2 separate regions of the Mus musculus genome follow, and region 2 is linked to region 1. A link is a loop called in an ENCODE intact Hi-C map of the cell type or tissue named here. Cell type or tissue: left cerebral cortex. All regions are shown on one strand. Links, peaks and the distances in the headings refer to the core of each region. The heading gives the core; the rest is flanking DNA.

Region 1 (6,401 bases), core at 916-5,915:
TGAAGACCTTGGGTTCAAGCCCCTGATCTACAAAGCAGAAGAGAGCAATTCTTAAGAGTCTTCCTCTGGGGTCAGAGAGATGGCTCAGTGGTTAAGAGCACCAATTTAGGTCCTGAGTACAGCTCCTTGCAACCACATGGTGACTCACAACCATCTGTAATGAGATCTGATGCCCTCTTCTGGTGTGTCTGAAGACAGTGACATTGTGCTCACATTTATAAAATAAATCTTTTTTAAAAAAAAAAGTGTTCCTCTGACCACATACGTGCTGTGGCATACTCCGGCCTTCAGACAGTTTTTGATTCCTCTTCCCATCACTGAGCAGTTTAAACCCAGATCTTTCCTTGCATGGGGATCTTCATAATCTGTTCTGTTCTTTTTGTATATTTTCTAGAAGGTAGGTAGGATTCTTAGCCTCTGAGAATCCAAGCCTCTCCCATGTGGGTGACCAGAAGTCCTGCAAATACAGAACTTGGGACCAAGCCAGTGATGCCAGACTGATCCAAGTTGAAATGACTTTAAACCTCATCGTGCTTTGAACTGAGACATTCTGTTCCCTGATTCTGTTGTGCTTTTCCCAGCACTTAGTCTTTAGCAGCACTCAGGCATAGCCCTAGCAGTAGACCAATTTCAGCAATGGTTTACTCATCACACACGCATTGTGCAGACAGACCTTGGAAAGTACAGGTAAGCACAAAGAATTCTGTCAGAAACTCTAAAGATAAAGTTGCACTGAGTCATATTTGACAGATGTGAGGAGTCATATCTAAGAAGAGATTTCCCAGGGTGGTGGCACATAATCTTAGGACCTGAGAGGCAGGTACAGGCAGACCTGTGAGTTCTAGACAAGCTCCATCTACAAAGCTAGTTCTAGGAGAGCCGCGGCTGCTGGTAAATGCATATACTTAGAGATCAGTGTCCTGTGTGGGTCAGTCAGTGGCGTAATTAGGCAACAGCTCATCTAACCAAAATGAACATGTGTCTGACAGTTCTTGTGGCTAAGGATACATGTCAATGCTAGAAACTTGCCTCGTTAGTGTATGTGAGACTCTGGTTCTCAACCTCAAAGCAGCAGCAATAGAACGGTTCTTTTGTTTTTCATTTCATAAACAATTGCAAGCATAGTTCTGAACACCCATTTTCTTAGCACTCAGGAGGCTTAAAGTCCCACGGAAGAGAAGAAAGGTAACTAGGAGAAAACATTTCTTTAGCAATACTACAGAGGTGCTGGCCATTAAATCCAGGGTATTAACTAGCACTGAGCCTCAACCCCAGGACCGTAGAACAGCTTTAAAAGCCAACACTAATGAGTCTACTCCTCTGCCTCCCATTTGGTCAGGAGGATCAGCAAACACTGTTCTTCAATGTGCTCTGTGTGCTTCCCCGTCCCTGTCCCATGAGAGACACTTGTCTAAAGTGACAGAAGCTGACAGGAGGATGGCAATACCAGGAGACAAGTCTGGTTCCAAAGGGACTGGGTACGAGGTGCAGTTACAGCAGTGAAGAGGTAGCTGACATGGGAAGACTTTGGCCAGCAATTTCCTTTCAGGTCCATTCATAAAAGTAACAGGTTCCAGCTAGCAGTGGCCTGTCTTGTGTGGCCAGCGTGTGAGTTCACTTAGGAGCAGCTCATTCTTCTGCAGTAAGTAGTTTGGACCTAGGCTAGGCCAGCATTTGGGAGCACAGGACATGATTGCAGATTTACTGCCTCGTTTGACTTCACTACAAACATTCAAAACGGGTTATGACCCTCTGAAGAGCCCTTTCCAGCATTCTCTTTGAGGAAAATATACCAGTTACCCATGCATTTTGCTAGGTACTCTGAACTGTGAAATGCACGTATTAAGCCACGAAGGCATTTAATAAAGGTACAGGGTTGTGTACTTACAGGAGGACATGGAGTACAGAGAATGTTCTGAGCCACTGAAGGGGATGTGGACCATGAACACCACATACTGAACAGTCTGCCTATTTACCCGCCATGCAGCGGTCTTCAGCATAGTCTTAGAATCTCATGTCCACCGTCCTCGTACGGTGCTGTACCAACTAGAAGTCATTCCCTATTTCCTGGGACATAGCCTGTCCCAGGTAACTGCCACTCTTCTTCCTGTGTGGATTTACCCGTTCGATTTTAGAACCATAGTATGTTGCTTTTTGTGTCTGTCTTATTTCACTGATTATTAATGTTAAAACATGTCTCCATTTCTTTTTATTTCTGAGTAATGTCTAGATAAATTATGTTGCATACATCCATTCCCTGATTGGTGGGCATTTGAGTCATTTACATTTTCGGATCATCATGAATGAGTTTTACAAAGGTGTGCTTTTGTGTAGATGTGTTTCATTTGCTTTGTGCAGATGTTATATCTAATGTAAAGAACAGGGTCCACCTCCTCCCTTAAGGGTTAATCCAGTGTGGCAGGCCAGGGACCTGACTAGGAGCTACCCATATTTAAAATGAGTCCACTTAGTGCTGCTTGTGTGTGTATGGATGTGGGACCATGGCTAGCCTCCCAAGTTGGCCATCTCTGAAGGAAACTAATTCTCCCTTCCCAAAAGCCATTAACTGCCAATAGTTTCTCAGGGTGTCAGGGTTTGGTTTTGTTGTTGTTGTTGTTGTTTTGTTTGGTTTGGTTTGGTTTGGTTTGGTTTGGTTTTTCAAGACAGGGTTTCTCTGTATAGCCCTGGCTGTTGGGAACTCACTCTGTAGACCAGGCTGACCTCGAACTCAGAAATCCACCTGCCTCTGCCTCCCAAGTGCTGGGATTAAAGGTGTGTGTCACCACCGCCCAGCAGGGCGTCAGTATTTTTAATCCCAGTGTAAGAATACATACAATTAAAAAAAAAATACATACAATTAATTTTCAAACTTGTAGCACTTTCTGCATTTCTAGTTTTCACCACAAGGTGTCAATAAACCTGGCAGGAAAGCAGTTGAATGCTTTGGCCAGTAGAGGGCCCCTGGTGTTCCTCGGAGATTTCCTTTCTTTTCCTTCCCTTGCTCTCATTCCACCCGGGTCTGTCTTTGTAGCCTCCACTGTTGCACACCAAAAACCTCACCAAAGTTTTTTCACCTAAGGTTGGAGAGCAGTGGCTGGCGTCGGTACTTACTGTGAGCCTGGCAGCGATCTCAAGGCTTACTGAGTCCACTGGGTTTCATTAACCAAAGGAATTCTGGGAACAACCATGAGTTAGCCTGATGAGGAAGCCGCACATGGTTTTCCCCTCCGTGTCCTGGGAAGTCACTGGGCTTTAAAGATTCCCATAAGAATGCCTTTTATCCTTTGCACCACATCACAAAACCCAATGGCTGCCCTTGCATCTTTTCTCAAATGGAAGACAAAACAGGTGGGAAACGTGACCATTCCTAGAAGAATGTATTCCAAGCCTGAAACTAGTATGGCACCTTGTGTTTCCTCAAGGATCTTCACTTTATGTGCACTTTCTGGCTCTCAGTGGTGCCAGGAGCTTAGCCCAGGCAGGGGTCCTCTATGAAGAGGCAAAACTGAAGAGGGGGAGGAGCATCAGGGGCAAGATGGGGTCTTGGGAAAGAGTGGGGTTCCTTTCTATAATAACACATACCTATCTTGACTTTAGTTACTCTGAGGCCAGAAGCTACCTGCCTCGGGAGCTACCGACACTTGTTGCTAACAGCAGAGTGATTAGGTAAAGAATTTATTGCTATTGTTTGTTTCCTTCTCTGTTCAGGCAGCCAGAGCCTCTGTGACTCGGCTGGTTAACTCTGTGAACCAGAGAGGAAGGAAAGGAAAGGAAAAGTCTTTATACAGGCAGATATGCACAGACACACTCATACACCCACACGCTGGCTGGGCTGGACAGTCTGTCTGCCAGCTCCACAAAGTATTAATGCATGCTTACATAATACACATATACCTACTCGTATATATACAGACATGTACATATGGATGGATGGAGGACAGACGGACGCGGCAAAGCCCCCCAAGCCAAACCATCCCACCAACAACTATTTCTTTTCTCTGGCCTTTTTATATCTTCTTAGACAAAAAGTTCTTTAGAAAATTACCTCAGAGATAAAATGTTACATAAAATGGGAGTTACAGAAGGATGTTGCTATTAAGTTCAAGGCAGTGTTTCCATTTGCAAGCTTGTTATAAGTTCAAAGCAACAGTTTTTACATGGCCTTGCCTTATCATAGTGCACACCTGTGACTTTGTCTTTGAACCTAAATGTTTTTCCTTGAACACAAATTTGTCCCAAGCCTATTTCTCTTTTTAGTGTAATTATGAAAGCTCATTATATTTATGCAGCCTTTACTTACTATTATGAGGAGTGGGAACATTCTAATCTTGATTCTAACAGTATTACATCTTTCTAGCAAAGCAACTAAAACCAGCTCTTAAAACTTTCTTCTTAGCTAGGCAGTAGTTGTGCAAGCCTTTAATCCCAGCACTTGGGAGGCAGAGGCAGGCAGATTTCTGAGTTCGAGGCCAACCTGGTCTACAGAGTGAGTTCCAAAATAGCCAGGGCTACACAGAGAAACCCTGTCTCGAAAAACCCAAAAAACCAAAACAAAACCAAAAAAAAAAAAAAAAAAACTTTTTTCTTAAAATTATTGGAATCAAATCTGAAATTCTATAGAATCAATAATTCATCAAAATAGCATTAATTCATGAAAGTTTATCTTTATGTTAATCTGTAGGAAATCTGACCAATAGGGTGGGCTAATGCCCAGGGGTTATTATATTAATTTAATAACGACAAGAAAGGCATATCAACTACAAGAAGCAATCCTGAGATGAAGTCTCTTTGGGACCTTGCCATCAAGCTCACCCATCGAAGATCATGCCAACAACAATAACAACAAAAAGAAACAAAAAACGGTGAGCCACCTCCAGGAAGGCCACCTGCTAGCCTTAGCCTGTACTAGATGGCTCCTGACAAAGTAACTTACCCCAGTTACTGGCATTATACTCTTGTGCTTGTGTGTGTGTGTGTGTGTGTGCGTGCGTGTGCTCTATACTAAGTGTTTTCTGAAAGGGCAAACCTTTCAGAGGATAGCAGACAACTAATATTTTATAGAAGGAAAAATGGATAACTGGACTCAAGCCCCAGAATCAGAGATATACACTGCAGTCATCTCTGCTCAATCGACTTCGCAAGCTCTGGCTTTTGGAGCAGACCCCTTCAGTCTGGGGTGCTGGTTTGGGCGTCTCGTTTAAAAAGAAACAAATAAAAAATATGATGATGACGATAATAATACCTCTGGGGTTTGAGGTTGGACTGAAGATGAGCTAGAGCAGCCAGCTTGGACCGCGAAGACGCAGTGAGCTAAGCCTGCACTTCCTCATCACCAAGTTACTCTCGGATCTAAACTCATCTGCTCCCCCACCCCCATCCCGCACCCCTTTCTGAGACCTGCCCAGATGCCCCAGGGCTCTAGTCAGAAGGCTACGATTAAACAAAGGGCCATGCTCCCTCCCAAAGCCCAAGCAAAGCAGCAGGGGTCGCCGCCCGGACAGCAGGTTTGTAAGCAGATGCAAAAATGGGCCCGCAGCTGCCGCAGAGCACACCAACACACTGTTTTCTAATTCCCTCTCCCTGCTAAGTGCTGATTACCCGGCTCTGCGATCCTTACAAACACCTGACTTTAGCCAGTGGGGCTCTCGGAGAACAGAGCAGCTGGCAGGGCGCACTTCCGGCAAAGACCTAGCGGGGCAGCAGATGCGAGGCACTGATTATTCCGGGGTCGGGCTGCGCTAGGGACCTGCATTTGCACTTCAAAGGGGTCTGGCCCCAGTGCCTCACTCTGGGGACCCAGTCTTGTGCTGGGGGAAATCAAGTTGCTTTGAGTGAGTTACCCACCCCCTTCCTAACAGAGGGAGGGTTTAAACAACCCCTAGAAGTTAATGCCCACTGGCTAGACATCCTCAGGGACCCTCCCCTGTCTAGCAGCTCTTCTCTTTACAGTCTGTTTCCATCTGGACATTTACAGAGTCACAGCGAACCTATCTATCTCACACTTTTTTCTTTTAAAAAAGTCTTACTACATTGCCAAGGCTTTCCTGGCAACCATGGAGATCCTTCTGCGTCTACCCCTCAGGTGCTATGAATAAAAGTGGCTACCACAAACCTGCCTCTGTCTGGATCCTTTCAACATCCCTTGTTAGGGTTTCGTCTCCGTGAGCCCCTCCCCCGAGATATGCTAATATCCTAATCCCTAAGCATGTTCGAAATGTGGCCTTGTTAGACAATAAGGTCATTTTGGATGTGATTGATTAAGATGAAGGGGCCACGGCCAAATGAATTGAAGCCAGGGCAGAGTTTGGAGCGTTGTAGCCCCAAGGCAAGAGACAGCCTGTGATCTGAAGGAGGAAAGATCCTCTCAGCCCCGTGCCCCAGCAACTTTAGGAGGGAGTATG
Region 2 (6,401 bases), core at 720-5,719, 63 kb after region 1:
AAAAATCAATGAATCCCAATAGCCTCATAACTATATTACAACCAGTACTCACGCCATCAGTTGGCATCAGTGCTCAGTGGAAAACCCTGGGTGAGTTCCTTCATCTTACTCAGTATAGGGCAGTTGGATGTTATCAATGATGATAACAGGAAGTCCTCTTTGAAAGTGTAGTTTCTATGAGAGAGAGAGAGAAAGAGAGGGGGGGGAGGACAGGGAGAGAGGGGGAGGAAGAGAGAGAGGGAGGAGGAGAGGGAGAGGCAGGGAGGAGGAAAGGGAGAGGGAGGGAAAGAAATTGGGGAAGTCTGGATCCATCCAAAAGCAAACCTGGGACTGCGTTGGCACAACTCTAATCCTAACACTTGGGAGGCTGGTCCTGGAGGATCATGACTTCAAGACTTGTGGGGAGGGAACAGACAGTTCAAAGCCAACCTGGGTTATATATGGTCCTGTCCCAAAAAAAGCTAAAAAGGAAAAAGAAACTCAAAAAAGTCTTGATACACATTGCTTCCCAGGCAGTTGTAGTTGGTGGTCATCAAGACCTCCCAACCTCCTCCTCACTGCTCTGGAGTTATCTAAGGAGGTGGAAGCCAGGATCTAGGGGAACAGAAGCCTACAAAGGTGACTCTGCCAAAGAGTCTGGGAGGCCAGCCCAGCTAGGCCTGAGTCTAGGCAAGGTCTCTTGCCCACCCCCCTAAAACTTAAAGAAGTCACTGTGGGGGCCAAACTGCAAACTTACTAGAGCTAGTTCCCTCCCACTTTTCATCCTCCAACTGCCATGAGGGGCGTGTAGAGCCCCAGAGGGTTCTCTTCAGCTCTCAGCTGCAAGCAGAATGCTGACCTTACTTTTCTACCTACTCTCTTGACACACCTGCTTAGGCTCATCTTCTAGACCAAGTCCTGACCACCTACCTCCTCTCTGGCATCTTCAGTTTACCTCCATCTTGAGACAGCTGTTGTACTAAAGTTAGTGTGGGATTGTTAGTTCAGTGGGATTATCTCTAATTAATTCTTTCTAACTAACATCACCAATTTTCAGCTCAGTGCGTTAGTTCGCCTCTTCAACAGTATCACTCATGTCTCTAGCACCTGACATGGGCAAGACCTTTAACAAATGAGAGCTGGGGGCATAGCTCAGTTAGAAGCACTTGCATGGAGCCCTGGGTTTGATCCCTAGTACTGAATTAATTAGGTATAGTGACACATGCCAATCATCTAAGTATTGGTAAAAGAAATTCAAAGTCATTCCTAGCTACATAACAAGTTTCAGGACAGCCTGAGCTACATGAGTCTCTGTCTCAGTTTTTAATGAAATAACAATGAAATTCAGGTTGTCAAGCATAAGAAATGTTCTCCCAAAGAAAAATTGAAATGCTCATGGGCTCCCGAGAGCATATGTGGTTATCACAATAGGAGACATCATTACCCACAATGCTAAGTGCATGTGAAGCATAAAGCAGGGCCACATTACCTCCCCAAACCCAACAGCAGTTCACATTCTCCAAAGAATCACCAGTGTCCAAAGTGTAGCACCAAGGAGATCCATTCAAAGGTGGCAAACTCAAAGTGCTGAGATGTAAATGGCCTGAAGAGTCCCCAGGCAGTTGGAATTTCCTTTTTTTTTTTTTTTTTTTTGCTAAATCCCTTACCATTCATTGTTCTGCAACTGCTTGCCTGAAGCTCTGAAGGCACAAACTCCAGACCCCAGGACTGAATTGGGTCTAGCACCTTCTCCTCCCATATTTGCTCTTGTGAGTTGACAAACACACAGAAAGAGTAGGTAGACACTATACTTTGAGCTGAGAACTCACTGTGGTTTTCCTCCCCAGAAACTCTGGAGTTCTTGGGGAAGCAATGAGTCACTGTGGTGGCAGCACCAAATGGTAGAAATATCTCAGAAGAAGAAATGGGATCTGGACCTAAGGGCAAGATGGTTGGGGGACTAACCTACAGAGGCAGATGCCTGTGGTTAAAACAATGCTGTGAGATTGGACGGCACTCTGTGGATAGTATTAAACTTTGTTACAATACTATTCATAAATGAACTGGACTGAAGTTGCTAAAAATAGATTATTTGCCATGACCTTATTTGGTATATTTCTTATTGTTGGGTTGTTTGTTATTGTTTTCTGCATTTGAGATTGTCTCAGGTAGCACAGGCTGATCCTGAACTTCCTATGTGGTCAAGACTGGCTTTGAATTTCTGATCCTCCTATCTCCACCACTTGGGCAAGGTTTGGTTATAATACTGTGCCACCATATGAAGGTTTATGTAGTGTTAGGGTCTCAAACACAGAACCCCTGAATTTCAAGGAAGCACTCGTTCAAGGAAACTAACCCCAGACTATGATATTCATTCCTGCTTCATTGTGGGTCCCAAAGCCTTGCGTTTTGTAGCATCCAATGAAAAGCTGTGGGGTGACTGTTAAACACGCCCAAAGGCATAAGAATACATTTTCAGGAACAGAGATCTACTTCTTCACCCATACATGCAGACATCTCGCTTCTTAACCCTGCATGGCAACTGAGCACTCTTCACACTCTCAGAGAACTGGCACACCCAGAGCACTCCCCAACAGCATACTTCTCCTACCTCAGCTCCTGCAACCATCAGAGGTAGATAGCCACACAAGGAAATCTCCTTCAGTCTCAAGAGTGCACAGACTGAATGGCTAAAGCAGGTTTGCCTTGCAGAGGGCGCCAAGACATAGGCTAGAAATAGGAAAGACAATCATCCTGAGCAAAAGCAAATGTCTGGTCCTTCCATGAACCCTCCAGGAAGGATGCTCTCATTCCCCCCCCCCCGCCATCTCCCCCTCCCCCCACACACAGACAGTTCTTCTCAACTCTAGCAGATGAGTGCTCTATACTCCCATCTCCACAGCTAAGACATGAAGTTTTGGATTTCATTAATGATGGACTTGGCTCTCATTGGTTATGGGATCTCAGGGAACACCCTTGCATTTTGGTGCCTCTGTTTCTTCACTGGCAGACACAGAGTAAATCACATCTCATACTAATGTGGTAGTTACGGTGTGAGGATAAAGGAGACAACAAATGAGATAACATCTATGATGCACTGAAAATGGTCAGAAGAAAGAGCTAGGTAAATACAAGGTGTGGGCCATTGCCTGATTAGGGTGCATTCTCTGCCCACAGACTCCTGCCCACATTCTGCTCTGTGCCAACCTTGAAGACTCTTACCCCTGTAAACTCTAACTTGGATATTCATGTGCATACACCTTTCAAACACCTCCATTTTCCTTCTGTCTGCCTGCAGAAAATTGTTTCTGAACTTGAAGGAAGCTCAGGTTACAAATCCTCAAAATCCCTTACCAGCAGCCCCCCCCCCCCCCCCGTCAGGATCTGGGTTCTGGGAGAAGTGCATGCGGGCAGCTCATCTCTCTGTGATGGGCTGAGACTAGATTGTGTTTCCAGGGAGGAGAGACCCTCTGGTGGAGAAGTCTCGATGACAGCTACCCAGAACCCAGAGCCTGCTCCTCAGCAATCCAAGGAGCATGCAGAAAACCTGAGGGCAGAAGGCATGGTTCTTGGATCCCTAAACATCTCTAGTGCTTGGGAAATTGAGGACTGACAACCCGTGGGTGAGCAGAATGCTCACATGTGCCACAGTTTAATCCCTTCCACTTGGAGCAGGGAAGGGAAACATCACCTGGTCCGTGGTGTTTGGGTTTCTATTGCTGAGTGAAGCCAGGGCAGATGAGAAGCAAAAACAGAGGGGATCTGATTCCCTGTGGTGAATGAGAAAAAGGAGTGAACTGAGGTGTGTCAGTGTGTGTCTATGTGTCTGTCTACCTGTGTATTCGTCCAAGCTCATTCCTATTCCTTCCAGACACATGTACCTCCAAAGTTCCAGCCAGCAAGGTAAAGTTCACTAGCCAGTCGCCAGCAGCTGGATCCTCTGTCTGGGGCCCCAGTCTCTGTGGCCTCACTTCCTCACCTCTCATTTCTTCATCTCTACATTCATGTCACCTAATGCACGTCTCCAAGATGAAATTCAGGTTTACGAGAATCCCCGGTCTGACAGACAAAGACATAAGGATTGACTGATGCACACCATTTCCTTCCGGCTGGGGTCAGATTAGAAATACAATCAGTGACAGGGAAGAAGACTCCCCCACACCTACCACTGCCCTTCACCCCGATAGTTACATGTAGAAACAAAGACACCTAGACAGACGCGGACACAGACAGACAAAGACCGACAGACGAGCGGACTCACTCCCGGGAGTGGTATGCTGTAGAAAGCGAAGTCTTCCCTGTGTCTGGGCCGTCCGCAGAGCTGTAGACCCTGCACGAAGGAGGAACAGGACCCTGGGTACCCGTACCTTACCTGTCTGTCCTCCTCCGCCTTGGGGATAGCTGCAAATGGCTGCAGATTTTGATTTTTCGGTGTATTTTGTGCAGTGCCCCTTTCTCTTTTTCTGGAGGGCTCCTAGAGCCGGCGGATCCCGCGTCGCTCAAGTCACACTCCCAGGAGCAGCAGAAAGACAGAGAAACTTTCGGACTGTGAGCTTGTCGGAGCCTCCCAGAGCCCGCCAGCTCGTCCGGGCGCTCTGGCCCTTGCGCTGGGTCCCTGGCCGCCGGCGGGGCGGGGTGGGGCGGGGCACGAGTGGGGCGGGGCCAGAGTCAACGACATTCATTGGCCCGCACTGCCTGCACCCTGTCCTGCTCTCTCCCCGGCCTTTGTTCCAGACTGACAGCTGGGGTTGCTCCGACCTCCTGGCTCCTCTGTGCCCAAAGCCCGCGCCGGTCAGGCTCGCAGTTTCTTAGCTCTCGTTTCATCACACTCGGGGGTTCCTGTCTGTTCAGCCTTTCTCTATCTTTCCTCATCTTCCACTGTCTCCTCGTTCTTGCTTTCTCTGTCTGCATTCTATTCGCCTTTGCATTTTCTTTACCCATTTTCTGCATTCCCTTCTTCTTTGCTACCTCTGCCTCTTACCGGTGATTTCTCCAGCCCAACTCCCAGCCACAACCCCAGCAAAAGGTTGAGTTTCTTGGTTTAAGGACCAAACTAACGGTCTAGAGGGGTTATGAGGGTATTGCTTCACCTTGCTGCGATTATAGACCAGAGAGCCCAGAGCCTCCTGACTTCAGTCCTCAAAAAGATCCAATTAAATTTTGACACTTCAGAAGCCTGAGTGATGCTAGCCAGTAATCCCAGGGACTTGAGAGAGGCTGAAACAGGAGAATTAAAAATTCAAGTCCTGCCTGGAGCACCGAAGTGTAACCTTGTTTCAAAATATAAAGTAGAAATATATAGGCAGGGCGGGCTGGATAATTAGCTCAGAGATAAAGGTTGTGGCCTTAATTTCGATCCCCAGCAGTAAAAGCATCAGCCATCCACCCACTTTTCACCACCTATCTGAGGGTACACTGAGGGTAAGATAGTGAAAAGCAGGCCAGTCTGAAGGCAGAGGCGCTGTCCAGAAATTGCCAGCTTTGCCCTGAAAGGGGCAGGTTAAGGGAAGGAGAGTAGGGATCACTAATAGCATGACTGAATCAGAGTCTTTCTGACACTCTCCTGCCCCAAACCTCTGCTGCTCCCTCCTGCTTTTGACCCTAGATTAATTTAAAGCTTTATTTAATTATGTAATTCTAGCTTCCTGAACACTAAAGAGGGAAAATAAATAGCCAGCCAGCCTGTAATCCCAGCACCTGGGAGACCTGGGAGACTGAGACAGGAGAGTTTATGCCAGACGTCTCTCTATCTATACGTTCCCCAGTTCCAGTTCCGAGTTCCATCCTTACTCCCACCTCTAACCACCACAGGCAGAATGATGCCTCTTTTGATGGAAGCCTTTTCTTCTTTCTGTGCCCCACTCATTGACTTGGTATAAGCATGTCTTCTCAGAGGTGTCTCAGGAATTTTGGTGAATAGGGAGGATACAGAACAATTGTTCTGGCTCTTGAAGGTAACAGTGGACTCCAAAGAGAGACTAAGGACGGTGGATTACAGATCTTTGTCAACTCAACTTTGTCCTTGGTCAAACTCAATTTTGTCACGATTGTGATATTCCAGAGAACTGGACAAAGGAGCCTATAGCTTTCTGGTTCTGGCCCTACCTTTGCTATTACAAAGTCATATCCTAGGCTAGACCTCAGTTTCCTGTTCTGCAAAGTGGGTATTACATATGGCACTTTTTTCCTTTTTTGAGACATATTCTCAGTAAGTAGTCAAGGCTGGCCTTGAGCTCACGACTTTTCTTTGGAGAGCTAGGATTACAATTGTGACTCATCATGACTAAGACACTTTTACTGTAGCACTGACATCTCTTTCAAATACACCGTGGGTAGAGAGCTGGGCATGCATACTAACCTATTGTGGCCCAGTTAGGTAGAAAGTGGGCAGTATTTGGGTGTGAGGTTGGAACTGGATGTAC

Evidence for each region. A loop is a pair of places that touch in the nucleus more often than their neighbours do. Peaks named below come from ENCODE experiments on the same cell type or tissue, not always from the same donor. Only the 100,000 strongest peaks of a DNase experiment are listed, where the experiment ranks them.
Region 2: it touches region 1 in a loop (2.7-fold over the local background); 1 of 42 quality-filtered maps calls a loop at or near these places.

What each region holds. Positions count from the first base shown.
Region 1 is chr8:69,116,109-69,122,509 of GRCm38, forward strand. No RefSeq gene overlaps it. Among named protein-coding and RNA genes, the nearest start is that of Slc18a1, 30 kb to the left of the region's middle. In left cerebral cortex, for the core only: CTCF peaks have their summits at 2,933 (motif pointing right) and 5,686; DNase peaks (open chromatin) are centred at 2,963, 3,845, 5,388 and 5,618; H3K4me3 peaks cover 408 bases.
Region 2 is chr8:69,179,623-69,186,023 of GRCm38, forward strand. It overlaps Lzts1 (leucine zipper, putative tumor suppressor 1), which reads right to left and starts at 4,576. Exons shown (of 4, transcript NM_001370971.1): 1 at 4,352-4,576. In left cerebral cortex, for the core only: a CTCF peak has its summit at 3,469; DNase peaks (open chromatin) are centred at 1,865, 2,463, 3,182, 3,735 and 1 more place; H3K4me3 peaks cover 4,686 bases; H3K27ac peaks cover 3,631 bases.